Regions from separate parts of the Homo sapiens genome. Here region 1 is linked to region 2. Evidence: chromatin loops called from intact Hi-C (ENCODE). Cell type or tissue: natural killer cell. All regions are shown on one strand. Each heading gives the region's core, and the rest is flanking DNA. Links, peaks and the distances in the headings are about the cores only. Region 1 has its middle 24 kb from the start of PRMT9. Region 2 overlaps EDNRA (endothelin receptor type A).

Region 1 (2,921 bases), core at 272-2,771, 190 kb after region 2:
ATCGATCATGGTAGATGTTGCTGAAAGTTGGGGTGGCTGTGGCAATTTCTAAATAAGACAACAATAAAATTTGCTATATTAATTGACTCTTCCTTTCGAGAAAGATTTCTCTGTAGCACATGATGCTGTTTCATAGCATTTTACTCACAGTAGAACTTTAAAACTTGGAGTCAATCCTCTCAAACTCTGCTGCTCCTTTAGTAACCAAGTTAGAATATTTAGATAATATTTCATAAATATTCTAAATGGTTTGTTGTCATTTTGACAATGTTCACAATATCTTCACCAGGAGTAGATTCCATCTCAAGAAACCACTTTCTTTGCTCATCTATAAGAAGCATCTGTTCACGTTCTGTCATGAGATTGCAGCAATTCAGTCACGTCTTCAGGCTCCACTTCCAATTTTGCCATTTCCACCACATCTACAGTGACTTCCTTTAATGAAGTCTTGAACCCATCCCCCCAAAGTCATCTATGAGGACTGAAATGAACTTCTTTCAAACTCCTGTTAGTGTTCATATTTTGATCTCTTTTCATGAATGTCCAGGCAATAGCATGATCTCAGCCCACTGCAACCTCCGCCTCCCAGGTTCAAGTGATTCCCTTGCCACAGCCTCCCGAGTAGCTGGGACTACAGGCACGTGCCACCACGCCTGGCTAATTTTTGTATTTTTAGTAGAGATGGGGTTTCACTATGTTGGCCATGCTGGTCTCAAACTCCCAACCTCAGGTGATCTGCCCACCTTGGCCTCCCAAAGTGCCAGGATTATAAGTATGAGACACTGCGCCCAGCCTGAAATTTAAGATCTTTCACATTTTTCTCTTGCACATAGCAATGATCGGAATGACAGTGGGAACCAGGAGAATAATTTCTGTGCATTTCTTTTTTTTTTTTTTTTTTGAGACAGAGTCTCGCTCTTTCGCCCAGGCCGGACTGCAGCGGCGTGATCTCAGCTCACTGCAAGCTCCGCCTCCCGGGTTCACGTCATTCTCCTGCCTCAGCCTCCCAGGCAGCTGGGACTACAGGCACCTGCCACCACGCCCGGCTAATTTTTTGTATTTTTAGTACAGACGGGGTTTCACCGTGTTAGCCAGGATGGTCTCGATCTCCTGACCTTGTGATCCGCCCGCCTCGGCCTCCCAAAGTGCCGGGATTAGAGGGTTGAGCCACCGCACCCGGCCATTTCTGTGCATTTCTATAGGAAACTGGCTAAGCAAGTTCAGAGTCAAAATCCTTAAGCCACTTCATGGATTTAGGATACAAGAGGAACCTGAAGTTAAAGGACAGAACACCTAAACATACCTCCTGGTGAGACACCTTGCTTTTCTCCCAAACAACTCAGGCTGGACAGACACAAAGATGTTATGGGGCGGGGCGGTGTGGGGGAGTCAGGCTAGTCCCAGGGAATTGTGGAGAGGAAGAGTCAGGTCTCAGAAGTAAGCAAGTAGGACCTGATGCCTAAGCAGAGGGCCCTGGGGCTGTGTCCTATAGTAACATGGATGGGGCCAGAGACTGGAAAAGCCCCAGCAGAGAAGAATGTTTTTCGTATTTTTATCAGGGAGCTATTGACATTGTATATGGACTTGTTCTGCACATTTCAGTATATTTACTATCCCTGCCCTATGCCTACTAAATGCCACTAAATCCCGAAGTCACTGTGACTAGAAATGTCATGCACAGTTCCAAATGCCCACTAGGGGGCCTGTATCACCCTTGATTGCCATTTATCACATATTTGCTAATAAACACACTTCCTGATTAATGTAGTGGGATACAATCGGATATCATAATTACTATTTCTCTTCTTCACAGGTTTTACAGTTTCTCTCCCAACCACCAGGCATCCCTCTTCACCCACTAAATCAAAGCAATTGGTTGCTTCAGGATAAGGGTGACATAGCCAAGAACGAAGATGACAACTGCGTTTCTGAATGGAATTTTAAAATCAAAGGTGAAACAGTAGGCTTTTTATTATAAGAGCCAGGTTTTTGTTTTGTTTTGTTTTGTTTTGTTTTGTTTTAAGAGAGGAAACAAGTTTTCAAAGTTCTAAATAAGTTAGAGCTGGGAGGACTCAGGGCGGAGTGATTATACCATAAACCAAATCATCAGGAGGTATGAAGTTGTTTACCAAAAGAAAATAAAAGTTCAACTTGCTGAAAGAGAATCTGAGGGCATGTTGTCAGAGGCATTTGAACCAGAGTGCCTCCATCTTGAATAGGGGCTGGGTAAAATGAGGCTGAGAGCTACTGGGCTGCATTCCCAACAGGTTAGGCATTCTAAGTTACAGGATGAGAAAGGAGGTCAGCACAAGGTACAGGTCACAAAGACCTTGCTGATAAAACAGGTTGTGGTAAGGAAGCTGGTGAAAACCCACCAAAACCCACCAAAACCGAGACAGTGACGAGAATGACTTCTGGTCATCCTCGCTGTTCATTATATGCTAATTATAATGCATTAGCATGCTAAAAGACACTCCCACCAGTGCCATGACAGTTTACAAATGCCATGGCAATGTCAGGAAGTTACCCTATATGATTTAAAAAGGGGAGGAACCCTCAATTCTGGGAATTGCCCACCCCTTTCCCGGAAAATTTATAAATAATCCACCCCTTGTTTAGCATGTGACCAAGAAATAAGGCTGGGAACAGTGGCTCACGCCTGTAATCCCAGCACTTTGGGAGGCCGAGGCAGGCGGATCACTTGAGGTCAGGAGTTTGAGATTTGCCTGTCCAATATGGCGAAACCTCCGTCTCTGCTAAAAATGCAAAAATTAATGGGGCCTGGTGGCGCGTGCCTGTAATTCCAGCTATTTGGGAGGTTGAGGCTCGAGAAGCATTTGAACCCTGGAGGCAGAGGCTGTGGTGAGCTCACTGCATTGCACCACTGCATTCCAGCTTGGGCAACAGAGTGAGACTCGAAA
Region 2 (2,921 bases), core at 129-2,628:
TTGAGGAAGCCACATGGAACCAGAGAGGAAAAGGAAAAGAGGGGGACGTTGCCTACAGGCAGGGACCTAATTTCCTCCTAGCAGCATTGGACACTTACTACCCATACATCCTTTCAGAATGAAGGACATACAAGTTAGGGAAGTCTACACAGTGATTACACCTAATAATTTTCTCCAATGATTTCTTTCCTTCCCCTTTATCTATAATTCCCAAGAAGAATCAATGCTCACTCCTAGGAAAAGGAAAAAGAACACCACCACCAACACCACACCTATTTGTCTCAAAGAAAGACAATTCCATGATCTTTTTTGCTTCCCACTGATTCCATGATGTCTTTCCTCTCTGTCCTTCTTTATGCCTAACCCTAACCTAATCCTAGTTAAAAGTTTAAGGAAGCATGTAAAAGGAAAAAATGTAATTGAGATTGGAAGAATCTGAGAGAATCCATGTTCATTTGTGGTTTTTCTGGATCATTTTCTTAGCACTTGCCACTGAGACCTTCACAGGATTTCAGAGTCTCCCTTATTAAGCAAGAACATCTTTTTCTTTTCTTTCATTGTTAGATGTGTGAATTGGGAAATCCATTCATGTGGATTATCAGGGTCCTCTTAATCTCCGGGAATGAACAAACAAACAATTCAACTGTTCCAGAGTATATCCCATAACCGTGCCTACACTGTTTTAATTACATATATCTGTGGTCTTTGAAGAATTATAATTCTGAGCCAGAATTCTAAATTCTTATTCTATAAAAAGTAGTTTTCAGGTTTTCTTGTTTTTATAGGGTGATTCATCTCAGAAATAGTGTTTTATGTCTTTACTTGCACCAAGCATTAATAACCAGCAGTCAGCAATGGCATAATTATTTGTCAGCTTCATGAAAACCATAAGAAATGAAGGCAGTGTTTGTGCAAAGAGTTTTGTGGTTGTCCTTGGACAAAAGTTTATGAGGAAATTTTGAGAAGACACCAATCGAGACTGTTTATAGTGAGATGAAGAAGAAACCAGAGGCACTATTGGATTAAAGAAAAAGGTTATTTTCAAAAACTATTTAGAAGAAAGGAAGTAATCACGAAAACTAAAGAGAGAAAACCTCTATAATGAAGTTTTATAGGGTCTTAGCCAAAAATCACAGAGTGAGAGACTGCCCTGTGTAACCAAGTTCTCATTCTTTATCTACGGGGTACTGGTTTCCCAAACTCTTTCAAAGGACTCGTGTTATGGATCACACTGACCATGGAATTAAACCTCACATCATCTTTTGGAAATAGTAGAAAAGAAATTCAAAGCTTAGCTTAGAGTTACTATGGCAAAAAGAACTTTTCAAAAAAAAAAGAAAAAGGAGTTTGTCAAGTTAGTAGGATACTGTTTCCTAGTGAGTTAAGTTTAAATTGAGTCACTAAGCAAAAAATTAGAAAGGAAATCAATACCATTTTCACACTTGAAAAGGCATCATATGTTCAGCAGGAACTTCCTTCCCCCTTTTAGGTAGCTGAGCTATTATTTAAGCCCATGCTCCTAGTATAATACCTAATTAGACAAATACAGAGTACTGGTAGCTATTGTTATGTGTCTGCTACCCAGCACAGCCACTAGAGGGTGTCCACTCTTGCCTTGCAAACAAGGTTGGAAATTGTCAACATGGAAGAACAGATTTTTCTGCATGTGATACCAACAGATCAAGGTAACCACATTTTTCTGTATAGTAAGGGGAAGTTTGAGCCTAAATAGAGAAAAGCCACTTACATCACATCTACTGAAGCAGAGTCAGCCCCTTAAGCACAGAGGAAAATGTAAGTTCAAAGTGGCTTTAGGTGTTAGCTAGCTGCCAAAATTAGTAGCTTCTACACCACTTTGTTTTTTTCCAGTATTCTCCCTAACCTTTCATTCTTAATTTCAGAGACAATATAATCTGCCAATTCCAGTAGTTGAAATTATTTGCTTTACTCATGGTTTAGTAAGCACAGATAAAAAACCACTGTCGGCTTCTCAGTTGAGCTGTCTCCCAAAATCCCAAACTTTTACTACTGTTTGAAAAGTAGGCAGCGTGACTAGTTGATGTGAGATCAAAGGCACATCTCTTCTGTTATTAAATTGTATTATATAACTATAATATATTTAATATATATGTATTATATTAATACACTATATTGATTTTTATGTATTAAATATATATCACAATATATTCATGTTACTACATATTAATAATAATAAATTATATCTGTATATCTTTCCAGACTAAAAATTGCTGAGGCTTTAAAATACGAAAGAAAAAAATAACAATTCTAATACTCTTTTGCTACAGTGCTAACTGAAAAGCACTGTGAATAAAATTTAGAAGTTGGGACGCATAACTAAAACTGTAAGTGCCCACATGCTCCGTGCCAGCTCTACCATTTCTTACCACTGTGTCTCCTTCTTTCAGCTGCTGGCTGGGCGCTGGCCTTTTGATCACAATGACTTTGGCGTATTTCTTTGCAAGCTGTTCCCCTTTTTGCAGAAGTCCTCGGTGGGGATCACCGTCCTCAACCTCTGCGCTCTTAGTGTTGACAGGTAATGTGGTTCTTTCCCTTTGCTCTTTGGCTGGGCTTAGAAAAGCATTTTTCTCAAAAAGAAGAAAAGTCAAGAGAATTCGTGCCCAGGACAGCTGTTGATTAGCTTCAAGTGAATTAAAGCATTAACCATCTTGCCTTTGCTGTTTAGAATTGCCTTCCACATTTGCTGATTATTAGCCATCTTTGGCTCAGACAATTATGTACCTAGAGCATTTTATCAAGAATACCCATTTGACGCCCTTTTGGCAATAAAGTGAAAATTAACATATTAGATGGAATAAACTTTGTGAAAAGGAGATTCCAGGATATGCAAATCCTATATTTCACCTGGTAAATTTATCATAAAAAAAGATACTGTTCAATTA

The links. Peaks named below come from ENCODE experiments on the same cell type or tissue, not always from the same donor. Only the 100,000 strongest peaks of a DNase experiment are listed, where the experiment ranks them.
Region 1: it touches region 2 in a loop (19-fold over the local background); 6 of 110 quality-filtered maps call a loop at or near these places.

The regions. Positions count from the first base shown.
Region 1 is chr4:147,706,658-147,709,578 of GRCh38, forward strand. No RefSeq gene overlaps it. Among named protein-coding and RNA genes, the nearest start is that of PRMT9, 24 kb to the left of the region's middle. In natural killer cell, for the core only: CTCF peaks have their summits at 1,737 and 1,937; a DNase peak (open chromatin) is centred at 1,694.
Region 2 is chr4:147,517,425-147,520,345 of GRCh38, forward strand. EDNRA (endothelin receptor type A) reads left to right here. Exons shown (of 8, transcript NM_001957.4): 3 at 2,427-2,554. Among named protein-coding and RNA genes, the nearest start is that of EDNRA, 38 kb to the left of the region's middle. In natural killer cell, for the core only: a CTCF peak has its summit at 1,580 (motif pointing right); a DNase peak (open chromatin) is centred at 1,617.